Linked DNA regions of Homo sapiens: region 2 is linked to region 1. A link is a loop called in an ENCODE intact Hi-C map of the cell type or tissue named here. Cell type or tissue: endothelial cell of umbilical vein. All regions are shown on one strand. Each heading gives the region's core, and the rest is flanking DNA. Links, peaks and the distances in the headings are about the cores only. Region 1 has its middle 54 kb from the start of LINC00399. Region 2 holds the start of LINC03082 (long intergenic non-protein coding RNA 3082).

The links. Peaks named below come from ENCODE experiments on the same cell type or tissue, not always from the same donor. Only the 100,000 strongest peaks of a DNase experiment are listed, where the experiment ranks them.
Region 2: it touches region 1 in a loop (6-fold over the local background); 4 of 110 quality-filtered maps call a loop at or near these places.

What each region holds. Positions count from the first base shown.
Region 1 is chr13:109,341,233-109,352,115 of GRCh38, forward strand. No RefSeq gene overlaps it. Among named protein-coding and RNA genes, the nearest start is that of LINC00399, 54 kb to the right of the region's middle. RefSeq lists an enhancer at 7,551-8,750. In endothelial cell of umbilical vein, for the core only: no CTCF peak of the experiment used is centred there; DNase peaks (open chromatin) are centred at 3,509, 4,459 and 7,739; H3K27ac peaks cover 3,512 bases.
Region 2 is chr13:110,121,991-110,132,873 of GRCh38, forward strand. It overlaps LINC03082 (long intergenic non-protein coding RNA 3082), which reads right to left and starts at 7,146. Exons shown (of 3, transcript NR_187462.1): 1 at 6,867-7,146. LINC03032 (long intergenic non-protein coding RNA 3032) reads left to right here. Exons shown (of 3, transcript NR_148221.1): 2 at 170-353; 3 at 463-3,244. It overlaps LOC101927712 (a long non-coding RNA gene), which reads right to left. Exons shown (of 3, transcript XR_931726.3): 3 at 9,972-10,600. RefSeq lists enhancers at 396-1,595, 4,108-4,916, 4,917-5,724. In endothelial cell of umbilical vein, for the core only: no CTCF peak of the experiment used is centred there; a DNase peak (open chromatin) is centred at 4,621; H3K27ac peaks cover 3,482 bases.

The DNA of each region.
Region 1 (10,883 bases), core at 906-8,905:
CACACCTTCTGTCATCTCTCAGCCCTGCCAGTCCCCTCTCCAGCCTTAAGCTACCCACAAATCTACTTTCTGCATCTATAGATTTGCCTCTTGTGGGCATTTGATACAAATGCAGTGTGAGGTCCATTGAGCCTCACTTCTAACAAACAGGGCAGGACAGAAATGATGACATGAGTTTCAAGGCCTGCCTCTTGTTCTCTTGGGTCTCATTCTGGAGGAAGCCAATTGCCGTACTGCGACTGTAGAAGACGCCCAAGCAGCCTCACCGATGCCGGCACTGCCTTCCATCCTGTGAGAAGGCACCTTGGACACAGACCCTCTGGCCCAGGCAGCCTCAGATGCCTGGAGTCCCAGCTGCCATTCTGATGGCAACCTCACTAGGCACCCTGAGCCAGAACTGCCCTTAAACTGCTCCCAAATTCTTCATCTGCAGAAAAGATATGGATAATATGTCGTTTTTGGTGTGTTGTTGACACTAAGTTTTTGAGTAATTTGTTAGGCAGCAACAAATAATGAATACAAATATTTTCCATTATTTCCCTGCCACTGTGGAAAAATCTACAGAAGTTTAGTTTTTCTTTCCTTCTACCTTCTAGACGAACTTTTCATTTGCCTTTTATGGTTGGCAGAATAATGCCACCCTCTCTCCAAGATGTGCTTCACCTAATCCCTGAAAACTGTGGATATGCTACCTTAAAATGGTAGCAAGGGACTCTACAGATGGGATTAATTTACTGATATTGGAGTGGGAAGATGATTATGAATTATCCGGGTGTGTTTAAGGGCCTTGGTAAGAAAAAGGCAGGAGCACTAGAGGCAGAAAAAGAGCTGTGAGGACAGAAGCAGAGGTCAGACAGATTTGCAGATGCCATGAGGCTGGTTTTAAAGGTGGAGGGAGGAGCCGTGAGGAAGGAAGTATAGGTGCTGGGCAAGGTGAGGAGGTGGATCCCCTCTAGAGCCTGCAGGAGGAATGCAAGTGTGTCAGCACCCTGATTTCAGCCCCAGAAGACTAATTGGACTGCCAATCTCCAGAACTGTGAGATCATAAATTTGCAGTATTTTCAGTTACTAAGTTTGTGTATTTTTCTACAGTAGCAATGGCAAACAAATACATCTTCTAACCTCAGGGTCCTTTAAGGTTCAGAAAGTTTACTAGCTATGTCTTATGGTTGTCTTTTCTACATGGATTTTCCTCGGGACATAAGATACCCTCTCAAACTGGAAATGTAAATATTTGTTTTTTGAAGTTTTTTAAAATAATGTTTTTTGAATATTTTACTCTTTTGTTATTTTGATACCCTATGTGATGGTTAATACTGAGTGTCAATTTGAATGGACTGAAGGATGCAAAGTATTGATCCTGGGTGTGTCTGTGAGGATGTTGCCAAAAGAAATGAACATTTGAGGCCGGGCGCGGTGGCTCACGCCTGTAATCCCAGCACTTTGGGAGGCCGAGGCGGGCGGATCACGAGGTCAGGAGATCGAGACCATCCCGGCTAAAACGGTGAAACCCCGTCTCTACTAAAAATACAAAAAATTAGCCGGGCGTAGTGGCGGGCGCCTGTAGTCCCAGCTACTTGGGAGGCTGAGGCAGGAGAATGGCGTGAACCCGGGAGGCGCAGCTTGCAGTGAGCCGAGATCCCGCCACTGCACTCCAGCCTGGGCGACAGAGCGAGACTCCGTCTCAAAAAAAAAAATAAAAAAAAAAAAAAAAGAAATGAACATTTGAGTCAATGGGCTGGGAAAGTCAGACCCACCCTTAATCTGGGTGGGCACCATCTAATCAGCTGCCAGCATGGGCAGGATATTAAGCAGTCAGAAAAATGCAAAAAGGCTAGATTGGCCTAGGCTCCTGGCCTAGGCTCCCAGCCTACATCTTTCTGCTGTGCTGGATGCTTCCTGCCCTCTAACACAGAACTCTCAAGTTCTTCAGTTTGGGGACTCAGACTGGGCTTCCTTGCTCCTCAGCTTGTAGACGGCCTATTGTGAGACCTTGTGATCATGTGAGTTAATACTTAATAAACTCCACTACATATATATATAGATATAGATATAGATATAGATATCTCCTAATAGTATATATATATATCCTATCAGTATATATATATATCCTATTAGTATATATATAATATATATCCTATTAGTATATATATAATATATATCCTATTAATATATATATATATCCTATTAGTATATATATATCCTATTAGTATATATATATATATCCTAATAGTATATATATAATATATATCCTATTAGTATATATATAGTATATATCCTATTAGTATATATATAGTATATATCCTATTAGTATATATATAGTATATATCCTATTAGCATATAGTATATATCCTATTAGTATATATATAGTATATATCCTATTAGTATATATATAGTATATATCCTATTAGTATATAGTATATATCCTATTAGTATATATATAATATATATCCTATTAGTATATATATAATATATATCCTATTAGTATATATATAATATATATCCTATTAGTATATATATTATATATATCCTATTAGTATATATATAGTATATATCCTATTAGTATATATATAGTATATATCCTATTAGTATATATATTATGTATCCCATTAGTGTATATATATATCCTATTAGTGTATATATATATCCTATTAGTATATATATATACACACTATATATATATATCCTATAAGTATATATATATATACACACTATATATATATATCCTATACTATATATGTGTGTATATGTATATGTATTTATATGTATATATGTATATACACACATATATATGTGTATGTGTATATATATAGTGTGTGTGTATATATATATATCCTATTAGTTCTGTCCTTCTAGAGAACCCTGACTAATACACCCTACTTAGGTAAATCCATCACACTTTCTAGATTTTACTTGCCTTGTTCCATAACTACTGTTTTTCACTGTAATCCCATTAACTCTTTGCTCATTTTCTTTATATTTTGAGTGTTTTTCTCAGTACAGTCCATTATGTGCAGAGCTGTATTTTCATAGTATTTCTCCTTAGTGCTGCTTCCCATTTAGCTATCATTTTTTCCTGTGCATTTATATTTTTCACATTTTTTCCTGAGCTACACCAGCTCACATAGCACATTCTTCTGAGGTCCCAATATATCACCCATGAACTAATGTGTTTCTGCTGCGTGTTTTGTTTATACAGATGATGGTTTCATTTTGTTGGTAATTTGTGAAGATAGGTTGGATCATAATCTCTCTTTGTGGTAGCGTTTTTCTAATGCAGGTTTTTGTCTGCATTAGAAATTAATTTCTCTGTTCTTTCTTCCCATTTGTAGAATTGTACAATCTTTGTATATTTTGCTTATTCCTTTTAAATTATTTCTCGAATATTTCTCATGTTTGAACAAGACAAGCTCTCCACATATTGACTATCTGTAGGAAGTCCATGTGGGACCTGGGGCAGCGTGTGCTTCAGGATGTTAGGAATTCTCAGAATGACTCAGGACTATGGAGTGCAGATGAGCTTCTGGACTCTCATTTCCTTTCATCCAAGCAGGATCAACATTCGGGGGACTCCCAGTGGAACTTCTCCTTGCCTCACCACCTGCCTCATGTTGTCACCAAGGACAACCTTCTGAAGACACTTTGGCACGGTGCTCTCTCAGCCACTTTTCCTCAACTTTCTCTCAGAGCCAGACGAACTCTGGGGACGCTCTCAGGGCCGGGCAGAACTCATCCCCATCCTGTGACCCGAGTTTAGATCTAACCTGCATGGCTGCCATCTACCTTGAACAAGTGGACTTTGATGGCCTTTTCTGAGGTCTGGGACCATAGGTGTCCACCCTCGAGGGTTTCCATGTTTGATTGTCACTGCTTTTGAGAGGCTAGGCTTCTGTTTTATTCTTTCTTTCCTTCATTTTTATTTTTCTTTTTTAAAAATTAAAGATGAAGTTCATTTGTTTGTTTTGCTTCTTATTTTGGAGTTAGTTTCTACAGGAGGAGGAAAAGAAGCCAAATTTTATTCACCAAATTCAATTCAAAATTAAATACAAGTCAAAAGCAGAAATTCTTACCAGCTCTGGCTTGATGAGGGATCTATCTTGTTTCAAAGGATTTCTCAGAAAGAAATTTCCAACACCTTCTTTTGTGCTTCATACTGGCATCCCTAGATTATTTAAATCTTGATACAGTCATTTGCTGTAGTAGACATTCCCACAATCATTAGATTACCCACTTATTTGAGAAGCATGTTTTCCATGCCTTCAAGTAAGTGAATGATAAAAGCATTTGACTGGATTTAATCGTATCAGAACCTTTTGGCTTACTGCTAATGACTTCCTTTCAGGCTGATATCAGTACATTAATCACCACTTTTTAAAAAAATAGTTATTCACTGCTTTACGTTGCATCCGATTTTGCTATCAGTCCATTCATGTCATCCTGCTGTGCTTCCGTGAACATATTAAACAGAACTCTGTCACATGCTTTGATGGAACCCAGCTACCCCACATCTATGTCATCTTCCAAGCTGCCAGTCCAGTCAAATGTCAGAAAGCAAATGAGGTGTGACTCGCTGTTAGTGAAGCCATGCTGACTCCTGAAAATCATGACTGCTTTTTCTAAAGGGCTTATAAGTCTGTAGCACAATAGTCCATTCCACAGGTTTACCAGAAAATACCATCAAGTATGACTATTTGAGGTTTCCAGGACTCGTGGCTTTGCCCTTTCACTTTCTTTGTGATTCTTCAAAGATAGTTGAAATTGGGTTCTGCACACTTTGGAGTAAAATCCAGCTCTACCTGGAACCTCAGCCCCATGCACGTCAGCTGCTCTTATTGCCTCTGAGCTCCGGGACCCCACTTCCCATTGCACCCATTTGTTCTCCCTGCTGCCCCTAAAGATGGATCTTAAAGGAGAAAGTTGGGGGGAAAAAGGAGCAGAGGAGCAGCTTTGTCCTCTCTCATCTCTCTTATCTGCTCATTGATCCCAGATTGTGGGCTCATGCAGTTCTCCCTAGGGTTGCCTGTTCAGAGCAGTCCTGAAAGTTACTCCTGGCTGTCAGTCCTGTGGCATATCATGAATCCTCTCGGAGCTAGATCTCACCCTTTTGTAAGTGGGGACAATCAGCCCTGCCTGATAGGACTTCTCAATGGCTGAGATAAGACATAGAACAGCATATAATGCCTGACACCTGGGAAGCACAGAATAAATATTAAGTCTCTTATTGTGATCATCATTCTCCATGGCAGATTAAAGGGTAGGCTCATTACTCATTACTTTTAATGGCAAAAGCTGCAATTACTTTTGCACCAACATAATACAACAACTATGGAAAACAGTGTGGAGATTCCTTAAAGAACTAAAAGTAGATCTATCATTTGATCCAGCAATCCCATACTCTTGTGTATCTACCCGGAGGAAAAGAAGTCATTGTGTGAAAAAGATACCTGCACGTGCAAGTTTATAGCAGCACAATTTGAAATTGCAAAAATATACAACCAGCCAGATGCCCACTAATCAATGAGTGGATAAAGAAAATCTGATATATACCTATATATCACATGTATATATATCTATATCTATATGTGTGTGTATATATATATATATACACATACACATAGACACATGGAATACTACTCAGCCTTGAAAAGGAATGAGATAATGGCATTCGCAGCAACCTGGGTGGAATTGGAGACCATTATTCTAAGTGAAGTAACTCAGGAATGGAAAACTAAACATCATATGTTCCCACTCATAAGTGGGAGCTAAGCTATAAAGATGCAAAGGCATAAGAATTTTACAATGGACTTTGGGGACTCAGGGGAAAGGGTTGGAGGGGGATGAGGGATAAAAGACTACACATTGGGTACAGTGTACACTGCTAGGGTGATGGGTGCACCAAAATTTCAGAAATCAACACTAAAGAACTTATTCATGTAACCAAACACCACCTGTTTCACCAAAACCTATTGAAATAATAAAACTGAATTCTTCAGAGAGATCCCTTTAGAAAAAGCATTTTATTATCAGCCTTCCCAATTCTTTTTTTCACCAAGTTCACTGGTGATATAATAATTAGGATTTTTAAAAATTACTTATGTGTTTTAAAGTGATGCCCTCTTTCAGAGTCTCTGACCATGGATTACACCCGTTTCATCATTGCTCCCACCTTTGGCCTTTCCCAAACCAGGTCCTCCCTGAATTCCTTTCTGGAAAGACCTGGGATAGAATTGACCAAGCCATCTTTCACTTTCTTTCTTTTCTCTTCTTCTGCATAGCTAACAGATCTATCAAGTTCTGCTGATTTTACTTCCATGCACTTGTTGAATCTGCCTTGTTCTCTTCATCACTCTTGCTACCACCTCACACTGTTTCCTTGCTTGTGCCCTTTCTGTGAGTTGGTCATATTCCCTGCCACCAGATCTGCTCTCTGCTGCCAGAAGGGTATTTCCAAGACCCTATTTTAATAGCACTACCAGATTGATAAACATTCTGTAACATATTGAAAATTTTTCTAGGTCAGGCATGGTGGCTCATGCCTATAATCTCAGCTCTTTGGGAGACTGCAGCGGGCGGATTGCTTGAACCCAAAAGTTCAAGACCAGCCTGGGCAACATAGTGAGACCTCACTCCTACAAATAATAATAATTAAAAAAATAGCTGGGCCTGGTGGCTCATGCCTGTAGTCTCAGCTACTTGGGAGGTTGAGGTGGGAGGGCCAGTTTAGTCTGAGAGGTCAAGGCTGCAATGAGCCATGACTGTGCCACTGCATTCCAGCTTGGGCAACAGAGTGAGATCCGAAAAGAAAGAAAAGAAAAGAAAAGAAAAGAAAAGAAAAGAAAAGAAAAGAAAAGAAAAGAAAAGAAAAGAAAAGAAAAGAAAGAAGGAAGGAAGGAAGGAAGGGAAAGAAAGAAAGAAAGAAAGAAAGAAAGAAAGAAAGAAAGAAAGAAAGAAAGAGAAAGAAAGAAAGAGAAAGAAAGAAAAAGAAAGAAAGAAAGAAGGAAGGAAGGAAGGAAAGAAAAAGAAAGAAAGAAAGAAGAAAGAAAGAAAGAAAAAAAGAAAATTCTTCTAAATCAATAATCAAGAAATGTAATTGCCAATTTAAAAATCAAATATTATGACTGATTATATCATGTTTAGATTTATCTCACGTATCAGCAATTAATATACAAACATGATAAATTTAACAAAGTGACTCTTCTATAAGCATTAACAAGTTTTCTTCAATTAAATTTAGAACTTTGAAGGACAGTGATCCTAATAAATAATTATTATAAACTTATAAAAAGAGAATACATTTTTTTTTACCCATTGATGTTTCCTGTAGTTGTCTTAATTCATGGATCTACCTGAAAAACTGTGGGTTAATTTTACCTTCTTATTCTGGCTTGAAAATTTTTAATGGAGCTGTTTTGGTGGTGTAACCCATTAAATGGTCATCAAAATGCATGAGGGAAGAAAAATGCTAGATGAACTATGAGTCATTGGTACTTACTAATTCTTCCATCAAAGCTTTTAAAGTGTTTACTCTCGTTCGAATAAAATCTACTATGGGTAAGAAAAATTTAAGTAGGATGTTTGTCCAGAGAAATTTGAGTCTAAATGCACAATTAAATTACCACTTAGTAGCAAAATTTATTATTTGAAATATCTTCCAAATATCTGTGAAAATGAATGACAAATCTTATCACATTCTAACTCCCGAAGATTTTTTAATAGCACATGTTTGAGATATAATCACTGTTTGAAGTTGTAATCTAAATGCTTTTAACTTTGTCATTACTGTTGTAGTTTCACTGACTTGAAAAAAATACTTTAAAATAATGACTAAGGAGATTCTTCACTCCTACTATTTCCCTGCAAGGAATAAGGACAGGGTGCTTGGTGCAATCACTCAGTAGATAAATTCTTGTTACATTAACAGTTTAAGTGAATAAAAGGAGACCCATACAGAAGAAGTAAAGTGACTCATAGAATTAGAATTTCCTAAGATCTACAAATTGATCTTATACTTTGAATAATACCATACCAACTTTTTGCATTTGTTTCAGGAACTTTAAAAATTGAACTACTAATGTAAAAATAAGCCAGGAAAAAAAACAAGAGGAATGAAGAAGAGAGAAGTACCCAGAAACCACATGAAAATGTCCAAATATAGAAGTGGACGTGACCAAAGGTGAATTTCTTTAATTTGTCCAGAAAAATAAAGCATGTGTTTCTGGCACTGTACCAAACTTGTGTAGGTGTTACTCTGTTTGCCATTTTTGGTTGTATATATCTTGAAGATTCTTTTAAAGACAGTTCCATCCTCAAATAGGATAATTACTAAATAGATGCTACATTCAGAGGATGTTATACAGGAAAAAAAATGACAGAAATGCCTAGTATACCAGTGTAGCACAAAGAGAAGTGGATAAGTCTCTAGGGGAGGGGATGAGGCTGTTAGAGAAGAAAAGGTGAGTTAGCTGCGTTGAATTGAAGGGTGAGCTGAATATTGTGTGCAGGCAAAGAGCTAGGGAAGGTCTGTTAAGCAGGGACCACATCCGATGCAAAGGCCCAGAAGCAACAGCACAGGCTGCTTAGCAAGCTGCAATGTTTGCTGTGGATGGAGCACAGAGTCTGGAAGGAACATGGAGTACAGGTTGAAGCTGGAAGCCACGGAGGTAAAAGAAGGCATCATGTTTGGTACAGAAGGTTGTTTCAGTAAATGTCCTATTACCTTAAGACCACCCTCAATAAGGGGCAGAGATTCTAAGATTTAAAAAAATCACCTGAAACCCATAAATACACATCAGTAATTACAAACACACGTCAAACACTGAATTAATAAATATGTTTTCAGGGTGCGAAGAGATGGTGTCACGAATAGCTTTCTCCTGGGGCACGACCTGGATTCTGTCCCAATCATGCTGCCAATACATTGGCAAACCAAACAAAAGTTTCTAGTTTTCTTACTCTTTGTAAGTCACAGTGCTCTCTGCAGAAAGAAAGAATAATAATTGTAAACTTGGAGAAATAGCTTAAATGCTAAGCACATAATTATTACTTCTCTAAAAACCTTTGCAAGCAAGAGTAATCACCCAGATATTGGCAAATCTGAACAGTTCTGCCATTTCCAATGGTGTGATAGTGTTTAGCATCATAATTACAAGATTTTTAGAGACGTATAAAGGAATAGTAATTACAAATTTTAAAAATATACTATACATAATTAAAAGTCAATACACTGCTGTTCACTCACATTTACTGTAATAATAGAGTATGAACAGACAATACAATTGGGTCGAAAGGGATGTTCTCTGAGAGCTAGGACATCCGGAATGAAGTCTTGGTTGATGGCCTTCTAGAGTATAATGATAAGGTGGCAAGTGCTGGTTACATATGTCTTCAAATCGCGGGGACTGAGTAGATGCTATCCTTTACCACGTACAACCAGTCACCTTGGATCATGGCTGAGAGGCATGAAAAATTCTTTTAAATCCCTGATTTTCTCTAGTGTTCCATAATTAAATCACATAAAATCTGGCATGAGAAAATTTAATACATTTCTAAGAAATAATTGACTTGGAGAAACAATAAAAAAACTGAATATGGTAGTCTCTGCCCTAGAACTTAGATTGTAGGCATTGCCTTGGGCTACAGAGTATTGAATGTGTGTACCTAGCTCAAGAATAACGGATCGGGATTCAGAGATGAGATGTCTGTGGGGAGTGGTAGATGATAAGAGATGTTGAATCCAACTGTTAAGCTTTATTTTTATGATCTGAGCCAATTTTTTTTTTCAGCTTATGTTCTTATGCATTGACACACTGATGTAGGCCGCCATAATAAAGCCTGTTAATATCTGGAATTTTATTCCAGGAAATATTGGTCTGTGTTTTTGGAAGTCACTTCTGTCTGTAAGACCTCTTGCAATTAGGATTAAATCTTCCCACGTTAAAGATTATCATTGTCCAGAGGCAAACAACTGGTGTTATTTAAAGGGAATACGAATTATTGACCTCAAAATATGAGCTTACCACACTCAAAGACAGCCAGAATATTAGAAGTTTCAGATTACAGAGTGAGGCTTTTAAGAGGAATATTTTGCAGCATGTATTTCAACAATCACCCATACCCTAGGATCCTTCTGTGTTTGGCTGAGTTCAGAGATTCTGCTCATCAGTTTTTGAAGACATGTATTATAGGTTGGTGCAAAAGTTATTGCGGTTTTTACTGTTGAAGGTAATGGCAAACACTGCAATTACTTTTGCACCAACCTAATAATTTAGTATATACACTATATATGTATGTCTTCATATATAGTATATATATGTAATATATTGTGTTATGTATAATAAAGAATAAGTATATATTACATAGTATACATACCATATTATATAGTATATGTAATATATACTACTATACATGGTAGTATATAATTATTACAAATTACATAAATATACAACATATATCACATATGTAAGTTACGGACATGCCACTATAATTTAAAGAAAAGAAAAAGTGTTTCAAAAGATTATTTTAAAACATACCACTATAATCAATAATAATATCAATGATAGTAGGTAACATTTTGAGTTTTTCATCTATGCCATATACTCTTCTAAGCTTTTTGAGTATTTTCTTTTCACCTTAAAAACAAACCTGTATACATTTACCAAAACCCATCGAATGGGCAACACCAGGAGTGAACTCTAATGTAAACTGTGACATTTGGGTGATGATGATGAGTCAATTTAGGTTAATTGATTGTAACAAATGTACCCCCTGGCAAGGGATGGGGATAATGATGAGGGAGGCAGTGTGTGTGTGTGGAGGTGAGAGGGTGGGGAGGTGTATGGAAATCTCTGTACCTTTTGCTCAGTTTTGCTGAGAACATAAAGCTG
Region 2 (10,883 bases), core at 1,388-9,387, 780 kb after region 1:
TTGATGGGAACGCCCTCTGGGTGATGGGAAAGTTCTGTATTTTGACATGATTTGGGTTATATGGATGTATGCACTTGTCAAAACTGATTTTAACACTTAATGTCTGGAAATTACACTTCAAAACTTTGTTGAATCACTTTGTTGGTCCTTTCCATCGCCTGCTTCACAGACCAGGGGAATGTACCTTTTGGTAAAAGCAGAAAACAAACAAAACGATGAGACCAGAACTACGGCAACCAGCCCAAGCACCACTTCGAGCTCCAGGAAAGCTGTGTGATGCTGAATAGACTGCTCAACCTCTCTGAGGCTGGTGTTCTTATCTTCAAACGGGGATAAAAGATCTACCAGTCTAGGTGAGTGTGCACAACAAATGGTATATTCATTTGCTAGGGCTTCAGTAAGAAAATAGGACAAACTGGGTGGCTTAAAACTGCAGGAATTTACTGTCTTATCATCCTGCAGGCTAGAAGTCTGAAATCAAGGCATCGGGAGGCCATGCTCCAAGACTCTGAGTGGAACCCTCTTTGCCTTTTCCTGACTTCTGGTGGTGCCGGCGGCCCTTGATGTTCTTGGCTCTTTAAGCATCTCTGCAACCTCTGCCATCATCTTCACACAGCGCCCTCCCTGTGCATCTCTGTCTTCATACGATGTTTTCTTCTTTTCATGAGGACAGCAGTTATATTGGGCTACAATCCACCCTACTCTAATATGGCCTCATCTAATCATACCTGCAATGACTCTATTTTTAAATAAAGCCACATTCAGAGGTACCCAGTTTAGGACATGAACTTTTCGGGAGACACAGTTCAACTCATCACAGAAAATAATCAGGGGTCTGGACATTCTGTGTCAATGAGATTGAGCCACTAGTTGTTAATAGTATTTCACTCATCTCTGCTGATATTTTTAAAGAACATGTGAAAGGGGTGAGGTATCTGATAGAAAGCCCTCCCTCATGTAATTGATGAGATAAGGGTTCTAATTTTCCCCACAGAAGTTATAAAGAGCACCTGAGCTGTCAGCCAAATCAAATTGCCAGTGGAAAGCAGGTGAACCTAAGGAAGCCATGGGGGTGAGACGTGCCTGGGCATGCCCTGTTCATGGTGGCACCGACCCACACAGCATTCATAGAATTCATACCTTCCCGGAGCTGGCGTGACTCCTGGGAGACCACAGTTTCTGAGAAAATAGAAAGCCAAGTGTAAACTGGACTGGTCACAAAGACTCCGCAGGGAGCTGGCTGCAGACACCCACTCAGTCCAGTCCTGTGGGCACACAGTTGGGTCTTAGGGGAAAAAGAAAGCTTAAGTTAAAACTGCAACAGCTCTTCCAGGAAAGAATTTTTTCAACCCAGGGACACAAAGAGCGCTGCTTTGGAAACCTTCTAACAGAGCGGAACATGAAGGCGAGCACACCCCCGCCCAGGTTTGACTCAGGGAGGACCCAGGGACCTCGGGCTGGAGCCCAGCAGGAGCCGGGAACTGCCTTCTGTGGATCACAGCTGAAAGGGGTAGCCATTCAGAATCTCTGACAAAGGGCCACCGACTTAAGGTCCCCAGCTTCTACAGCTTCACCAGACCCTGCTCAGCAAGAAGGTGCTGACAAAACCCATATGCGTCCAATCCCACTTCCAGGGAAGCCCCTGCCAAATAAGCATGGGAGCCATGCTTCCCGCTGCCCATCAGAACCGGCGATTTTGAATCTCTCTTTCCACGGCAGTAGCTCCTGCAAGAGCCCCCATCCCCATCGTGCCACTCAGCCGGGCTGGGGCTGCTGGGGAAGCCCTGTGTTCCCAGGGCTTTGCCCTCTGTGTCTTAGCAGCCACAGCTCCTGACTTCCATTCCCCCTTCAAAGTCCGTGGGAGGGAAGAGGAGGGAAACTAGGAGAGACTTTGGAATCTAAAGGAAACAAGGAGGATGTTTTCCTAATGCCCAGAGGATATGTGTAACTCTTTTTCTGCAGACAGAAGCTTCGTCGGTACTGGGGTTAGTTCCTGCAGTATTTGGTATCCTAACTCAGCGGTTATGGTTTATCTAGCCCGTGTGAACTGGTCCAGGAAGACGAGCACCCTTCCCAACTTAGTCTACACAAGAGAGTGCTTCGCTTTAGGGATTTTTTAAAAACTTGAAAACAGCTTTGAAACACAATTCATCGGTACATTTTCTTCTCATGGCATTTAGATATTAAAAACATGTGCATGCAGGTTCTCCAACATTAGAATAAGACTTAAAAGGATGGAAACCTACGTCATTTGTGGAGTATCTGTTTTGCTCAGAAATGGACCACGATAGCATCGTGGCACCGTAAGGTGGTGAAGTACTACAGATAGCACAAGGAAGACCATTTGAACTCCAAAAGGCTGTGATTGACAAAAACTAACAAGAGACAGCCCCCCAGGAAATTCAGGGTTTATTGCTGAATTCTCATGTATGAAAGTTTGTGGGATTTGTAATCACAGGGGCTACCTCCCAGGAAACCGTGATAGCCATTTTTCCACCGTAGTTTTGCACTTAATGGACTTTGCCTCCCATAATTCAGGAAAATGTCTTTTGTTGTGCACAGTGGAGGCCGAGTGCTATTGAGAGTGTGTGTCCTACAAAGGGCCTCACTATCTGAGGTCTGCAGCCTGTCTCCTAGGCACTCCCCACTTCAAGAAGCAGCTCTGAGAACAGATTAATGCCTGGATGCCAAGGAGCAATGAAGTTCACCCATCTTATCCAGGGGCTGAGCTAATCTCCTTAAACCTTTGTACAAGAGCGGGGCCAGTCACCCACATGATGCTGTCAATGTGCTTTCAAAGCCCCACTTCAAAGAGGGAGATCAAATGGGGGGTAATTGAAAGGGACAGCGATGTGAGGGGGTTCCTGAGACGCCCCCCAACGATGACTATGAATGCGGCACACACCACCCAAATGACAGGAAGGCAATGCGTTGCGGTGGCTGGACTCCAGGAAGGAGCTCTGCGGGAACGATGAGGTCTGTGGGTTTTGCTGCTGCTGTTGCTTTTGCTGTTGGTGGGCTTTGAGAAAAACACGACTGGCCGGGCTCCCTGCCTTCTCCTTCTCCTGTCGAAGTCTCTACAGCTAGGACCCTCCTGTCCTGACAGGCTCAGCTCTGCATCTTGAGGTCCCTCTGACCTCCCAGCTGACCCTCCATGTAACCCAGGCTCACCCAGGACTCTTTGGGACCTGAAGATGCTCTATTCATCCATTTGTGCTGATTAATAAAGTGAATTCTGAACATCTCGGCGGCTACAGTCTCGGTGGCTCAGCGGGGTGGATGGGATTGCTGCTGCCAAGTCCTCACCCTCTCTGAACTAAATGCGTCATCACGGACTGTGAGGTCCCTCCTACTTCGGGGGAGGGCACCAGCCCATCCCCGCCATTGAGGTCAGGATTGCCTGTACAACCTTCATGGGTCTACAGCCTTTATTTTTTGCATTGAAGGCCAGCAGGGGGCTGGTGCAGTTCTGCTGCAGGGGTGGATCGGCTGGGCTCAGTTCAGGTGTGTTCCACACCTGTCAGCCTCACGGCCAGGAAGCCACCTGAGACACACTGTCTCCTGACAGAGCTCAGGAGAGCAAGAGGTGTGAGGAGATGCACTTGGTGCCCTTATGTCTTGGTGCACCGGGCACGTGGTCAAGCCTGTTCACATGCACAACTGTCCATGGACACAACCAAGGCACAGTCCAATGGCACTAGTCCAAGGGAGGGGTGAGGACTTGGGGGCAGGAATCCAGCCCTTCCCAAGCCCTAAACCCTTTACAACAGAAGGGCAACTAAATACACAGGGAGACAGGTAGACTCACAAGTGATCAGAATAAAAGCCAGTGCACACCCCAGATAACTGCAGCGGCCACGAGCCTTGTAAAGACCCATGTTTTACGGAGGCAGCCACCAGCTTGCAGAAGCTGAGCTTCCTGTGGCCCTGATTCTGCATTACTGAACTACTCATAGAACCACTGTTTCTGTCCTCAAAGCTTCTGTCTTGGTCCCATTGCCTGACTTTATAACAACCTTGAAATACCCACCAGGACTGGTGATCTCATTCAAGACACAGAGGTCCGTCTCAGGCACTGTGCTGGGGCCTGCCTGTGCCCAGCCTGCCTGTAGGACTTTGGAGTCCGCAATGTCGAAGTCCTTCTGCATTTACACCCTGTGGCCTGAACCCTGACATCATCTCACCCCCAGACCACCCAACCCATGACTCTTGGACACAAAAAGAAATATCTTCTCCATTAGAAACCAGCACCTGAACGCAGCCAGGGTCCCCGGTCACACCAGAAACTGTTGCTTTGACCAATCTCCACAGGGATTTTGACAATCAAGCATAGAAACCACCAAAAAAGTAAATACCGAGGTTGTATTTTCTTTTCTTTTTCCTTTTTCTTTCCTTTTTCCTTTTTCTTTCCTTTTCTTTTCTCACCAATGCATCCACTTGTTTGGACGAGCAGGTCATAAGGACAGGCAGGAGATGAGTCACATCTGACTTCACAAAAGTGCTTAAGCCTTTTCACAATCTCCATTTAAAGCCAGCCAAGCCTTTTAGAATTGCCCATCTCACAGGAATGTTTGTAACAAGGCTAGGAAGGAAGTGTGTGCTCAGGTCGGCCCGTCCCTGGCTCCCGGAGGCAGGCTCTCCGGTGCAGCGGCAGCTGCCAGCCCTGGGGTCGGGCTTCATATTTTCTCATGCCTTCAACAAGTCCTCCCTGGAGGAGGGGCAGTAAGCAGAAGGCAGTACAAGTGGCACATTCTCCTTCTAATGAGCACAGCACACTAACGTCTCTCGGAGGGGGCCCAGCTCTCCTCACGTTCCTCTGGGCCCAGGCTCCCTGCCAGCCTTTTCTCTTCCCCAGAGCATTCAATCGCTGTCAACAGAGCCAGACAAGAATAGAAGCCGCTCAGAGACTCTCTTTTGTTTTGCTGGGACACTTCAGCACATTCTCATGGATCCTTCAAAGGAAGGCAATTATCTGATCATTCTTGGGAGCAATTAAAATGTGGAAGGATACATCCTGCTTCAACCCGCCGAGTTTGTCTTTCCAAATCACATGGGCAATTGATTACACCATCAACAAACCCCATGTAACCCTCCAAGGAACGAGGTGCGTCCCTTGCAGTAGAAAACCGATAACCCAAGACATGAAGGTTCGAATGGATGATTGGCTTAGCTGGAATTGTGCTCCTCTGGAGGAGACTTTTTAAATGTATTCCTAGTTGCAAGTCCAGAAGCAAGGGAAGTGAGGCCCTCAGGGTTCTATCAGAGCCTGGGAAGGGGAGGAGAGCAGAGATGCTAAAGCAGTAGCAGAAGATCCACAGACCCCTGGAAGGACATGGAAGCTCGCTTTGAGCTGCTCCTTAGTTCATGGGGGTCTCTCCAGCATAAAGAGCTTCCTTCCTAAAATGGGAAGAGGGCTGTTTGCACAGAGAGAAGCGTAGCCTTAATACTGTACTTTGTCCATCCCTCCAGAAAGCCCAAGGGAGGGGGCAGATGGTTCATCTGCAAGTGATCCCAGGCCTAAAGCAAAGAGATGGATGGTCGGAGCCTCCGCGCGGTTTTTCCTGGCTACCTCCATACCACCATGTCACCTCTCTGTAAAGGCGATATAGGGAGCACCATCTGGGTGTTGTAGCTCATCTGGCTGTTGTAAGGAGTAAATGAGATGGGACGTGCCACACACATGATATGTGCCCGGCTCACAGGAGGCACCTTAGTAAGTGGTCACCATCAGATATACTAGTGAACCTGAGAGTGGCCCTTACCAACGTGGAAGGCTGGGGTGTTTGTAATCATCACTCAAGGCAAAGCAGAAAGAAATCTAGGCTATTTTTTAAGACTCATTGTGTTTGGTCACAGGCAAAAATAGAATCCATCCTCATGCAACCATCCTTTAAATAGTATTTCAACAGAGGGTTAAAGTGTTGGTTTGGGGTGTGAGAGTGATACCTTATTCATTCAGAAGTCCCTCAAAGAAGAGGATGGAGAAACAGACACGATTCCATGAAATGATCACTTTCCCCAGGCAATCACACCAAGGAAGGTCAAAGAACCTCCTCCCCGAAGGTTCACTGCTGGAGGTGGAGATCACAGCCAACTGACAATATAACTGCTGGCAGATATTTTTAGGTGGAAAGTCCCACCGTTTCCCGTACCTCACTGTGACCCTCATTACGGCATTAGGATGGGATTACCTTGCTCTCTTCTGAAATACTAGCTTATCCGTGGCACCAGCAACAAATACAAGCAGCTTGTCTGATGGAAAGGTCCTCTACTTAAGAACTAAACTTCCCCCAAATCACAAGCCCCTTTGCTGAAACAATGAAAAATTTAGGTAAGCTCTGGATTGAACTATTTCCCTCCCTTTGAAATAACTGGATGTTTAGTCATAACAAATAAGAATGATTCTGGTATCTTGTGGTCACGACATAGCATTTTTATGTTTTTTTTTTTTTATTTTTCACTTTACATCTCACTACATGGACATGCTACCTTCAATTCAACCCCAGGTTACATCAAAACCTCTTGACCTTTCATTTAAAGACAAATAAAAGGCAGCTGCTGGGCTGTGAAATTGTGAATAACAAACGGAACCATTATTTGAAAGGTTTCAAATTCTGATGAACAGAAAGATTATTTTGGAAAATCTATAGCGGAGAGTAGTATAATTATAACTTAGATTTGCGTGGTGCTCAATCCAAACTCATCTCCAAACTGAACGTGGTTTTCTAACAATAACATTCCTCCAAAAAAGGGGGCAGCCTACAAACCAACATAAGCGTAAGATGCACTTCCTGTCCAGCTAAAAATAAACCTGCAGACATTTGAAAGCAGCATAGAATCCTTTCTAACAATAAAAACAAACTCACCCATGTCGTTGGGCCAAGGCTTTGACATTTTAAAAATCATTATGGTGAAAAATAAACGCAACCTATAACGTGAGCTATTGTTAGAAATCCTTGAGAAAAATGCCTCAAATAGAGAACTCGAACGTCCACTCGCTAAAAATGAAACCGTTTTACTTGGGCATTGTCAAAGGTCGAATGGTTTTCTCCAAAAATGATGTTGAAGTCCTAACCCCCAGGACCTCAGAATGTCACCTTATTTGGAAATAAGGTCCTTGCAGATGTAATTAATTAGAACGAGGTCACATTGGAATGGGGTGGGCCCCGCATCCAATAAAACCACTGTCCTTATAAAAAAGAGGCACGCCACGTGAAGACCGAGACACACAAGAAGAACACGGGGTGTGGCTGAAGGCGGAGGTTGTGACGACGCATGTACAAGCCTGCAGGAGCATCCGCGAGCACCGCTGGCCCCACCGGAAACCGGGAAGAGGCAGGACAGCTTCTACCCCGAGCCTCAGAGACAGTCTGGCCTTGACATCACCTTGATCGTAGAATTCCAGCCTCCAGAATGGTGAGACACAAATTCCTGTTATTTTCAGCCAGGCAGTTTGTGGCACTTCGTTTCAGCAGCCTAGGAAGTGAATATATTCACTTCCATATACGTGAAATTGACATCAGTGAGGATTTGCTCTCTAGGCAGTAGATGTGAACCGGCCTTCAACGATTTTTTTTTTTCTGGCTGCATGTTGGGCGCTCCCAGCTTAGGGGGTGGGTGTGCAGGGAGTGGGGAGGGAGGCGCTTCTGCTTCTGTGGCTCTCCCATGGTCTCTTCCCACAACATCTTCTGCATCTCTGTGGATCCGGCTGCCCCCAGCGCAGCAGCCCGGGTGGGGTGGGAATGTCCAGCACTGCGTCGCTGCCAGCCCTCTGGGCGTTCCAAGTTCCTGGCAGGATCCGGATGCAGTGTGGTTGACCTTAACTACCCAGGAGAGGGTGAGCTCTCCTACAGAAGACTTGGACATCTTCTCTGCCTTCTCATTTCTGTGTCCACAAAAAATCAGCACAATGGACACTGGATCCTGCTCTCCCTTCCTTCTCTTTCCCACCAACGCACACTTTGGCAGTCCTGGCACCAGCATGGGATCCACCCCACGCACACCCACATGCACCCCACACTCACCTCCAGGGAAGAAGCACATCAGTGAGAGGAATGGCTCTGTCCTCAACTCAGTAGGAGCCAGCACCCACCCCTCCCCTCTGTTGCCACTTCAAAAGGTTTTCTTTGTTCGCTTGTTTCTACTTACCATTAATGTTCTTCAGGCTGGATAAGCTTTAAGGTGTGTCCCTTGACATATTAGATCTATTTTACTCTGCCATTTTATAATTAAACAGGGTCTGACTGAAGTTACCTTTGGCCCATGTATGTCTAATCCTACCAAGTCCTAGCCATGAAACAGGTGATATGTGTATAAATGAAAACAGTGGGTTAAGAGGATGCTTCCAGAAGTATTAAGGCACCCACGCACACACACAGACAAATACGCTCCACTGAAGATCATTTAGAACTGTGGGTACAGGGAAGCACTTAGAGAACTGTATTACAAGAAGATTCAGTGGAAAATCTACCACCAATCCTAATTCATTTCCCTACAGAACCTTAGTGTGCAGTTCGTAGCCCACCTTCAGCACCTGTATGGGATTGGGGCCACTGAGTATTCTGTGTACACATTCGTCATGGTCTTTTAAAATCACCCTCATTGTTGCTGGCTTCTGACTGCCTCTCAGCTGTGCATTAGTCAGGATGCTGCAGCGAACAGCTGACATTAAGGACCTTAGGATGAAGGGACATTTTACCAAGATAGGGGCAGAGTTTAGGAAAAGCAGTAATGTTTAGTCCACTAAACCAGGGGTCACCAGCCTCAGGGCTGCAGAGAGGGGGAAGAAGTCTTATCCATGGCCCTGGAGGGCAGCCCCATAGTGTTTTGTTTTGTTTTGTTTTGTTTTGTTTTGTTTTGTTTTGTTTGAGGTGGAGTTTCAGTCTTGTTGCCCAGGCTGGAGTGCAATGGCGTGATCTCGGCTCACAGCAACAACAAACGGCTTAGCTGGAATTGTGCTCCTCTGGAGGAGACTTTTTAAATGTATTCCTAGTTGCAAGTCCAGGAGCAAGGGAAGTGAGGCCCTCAGGGTTCTATCAGAGCCTGGGAAGGGGAGGAGAGCAGAGATGCTAAAAGAGTAGCAGAAGATCCGCAGACCCCTGGAAGGACATGGAAGCTCGCTTTGAGCTGCTCCTTGGTTCATGGGGGTCTCTCCAGCATAGACAACTCCCTTCCTAAAATGGGAAGAGGGCTGTTTGCACAGAGAGAAGCAGTAGCCTTAATACTGTACTTTGTCCATCCCTCCAGAAAGCCCAAGGGAGGGGGCAGATGGGAGGAGGCTCCACCTCCCGGGTTCAAGCGATTCTCCTGCTTCAGCCTCCCGAGTAGCTGGGATTACAGGCATGTGTCACCATACACGGCTAATTGTGTATTTTTAGTAGAGATGGGGTTTCTCCAGGTTGGTCAGGCTGGTCTCGAACTCCCGACCTCAGGTGATCCACCCACCTCGGCCTCCCAAAGTGCTGGGATTGCAGGCGTGAGCCACCATGCCCGGTGGGCAGCCCTATAGTTTGAGAAGGTGGTGACCAGAGCTGCAGCTTCCAGCAGAGAAACCCAACACCCCACAGCACCCTAACAGGAGACCCTGAGTAAACACCTCCTCTGTCCTCCTCCTGCTGCTGTTGCCCCCCATCCAGCCCCTGTTGGCCAGACGCCACCGGACCCAGGCACAACGGTGTCTGCTTCTGAGGTGCGGGCCGCCTCCCGGAGGGAACAGCAGGCGGAGAAGCTGATGCTGGGCTGCAGAGGATGCCTTTCTGAAAGCTCCAGTTATCAGTGGACAGAGACAGCAGCTAACCAATGCCTGTCAGGGAATCCCAGTCGGCATTTTCCTTTTCCTTTTGGAATTGAGCTTCTCAGGAAGAGTCTACAGTTCCCCACACTGAGTCTTATTCAGCAAACCACAGGACCCCAGGCAATCTCAAACGAATGCCTCTTTTTTTTTTTGAAATTCAACATTTTAATTGTGATATAACTTATGTAAAAACTTTCCAAAAAGTATCTAAGATATTCCACTGTACAACACATCAAAACTTTATCTGAGAAGCTGGAGACAATGAAGTATAAATAAGGCACACAGTTTACACTCATAATTGCATCCTAAACTGTTGTATAGTTCGTATTTACAACCCCCCATAACGTTTTTGCATCCTGGATTAGTCCTTCACATTTTGATATTTGGCATAATGTTCAAACACACTTTATACATCAAAAAGAGCAGCTGTGAGTGCATCCCCTGGCTCACGGGGCAGGCGGGAGCAAAAACCAGGACAGGGCAGGTAAAGGAGCCGCCCCTCCAGTCCTCGCTGGTAAGAGCCGCAGCAGAGAGCACTGAAGGCAGAGCACCTGATAGGAAGCGGGCTGTTAATTACACAAACAGGAGCAGAGGGGGGTGGGGCCTAGGGACCCCTCCCATGCCCACAGTCCTGCCAATTGCTCAGTGCCATCATTTATCGGGGGCCCCACAGGCAGTGCCGTCTTCATGGCTCCTCCTGGCCTCATTCACATCGCTGAGATGCCTCTCAAACACAGCTGTTCTCCACGGCCCACTCAGTGGATTTCACTGCTCTCATCTGTCAGTTTGCTTTTCAAAAGCTTATTCCTTTGTCCAGAGAAAAAAAGAGAAAATGAGTGTGTAGGCTCATCTCTAAGGAGAGTGGCAGAGATGCCACCTGCCAGTGCACAGGAGGCTGCAGGAAAAGAGGCAGAAACTCACAGGCCCCCAGGGAGCTCAGCTGGACAGGACTCAGAGCTCAGCAAAGGGTGGGGGCTCTCGGCTGGAGTCAGGATGCCTGGAGCCAGGGAGGCCAGGGCACAGGGGAAGAGGGCCTGCCCCTGGGGTGGGGCTGCCTGTTTCACACTGGTGAGAACGGCAGTATTGGTTG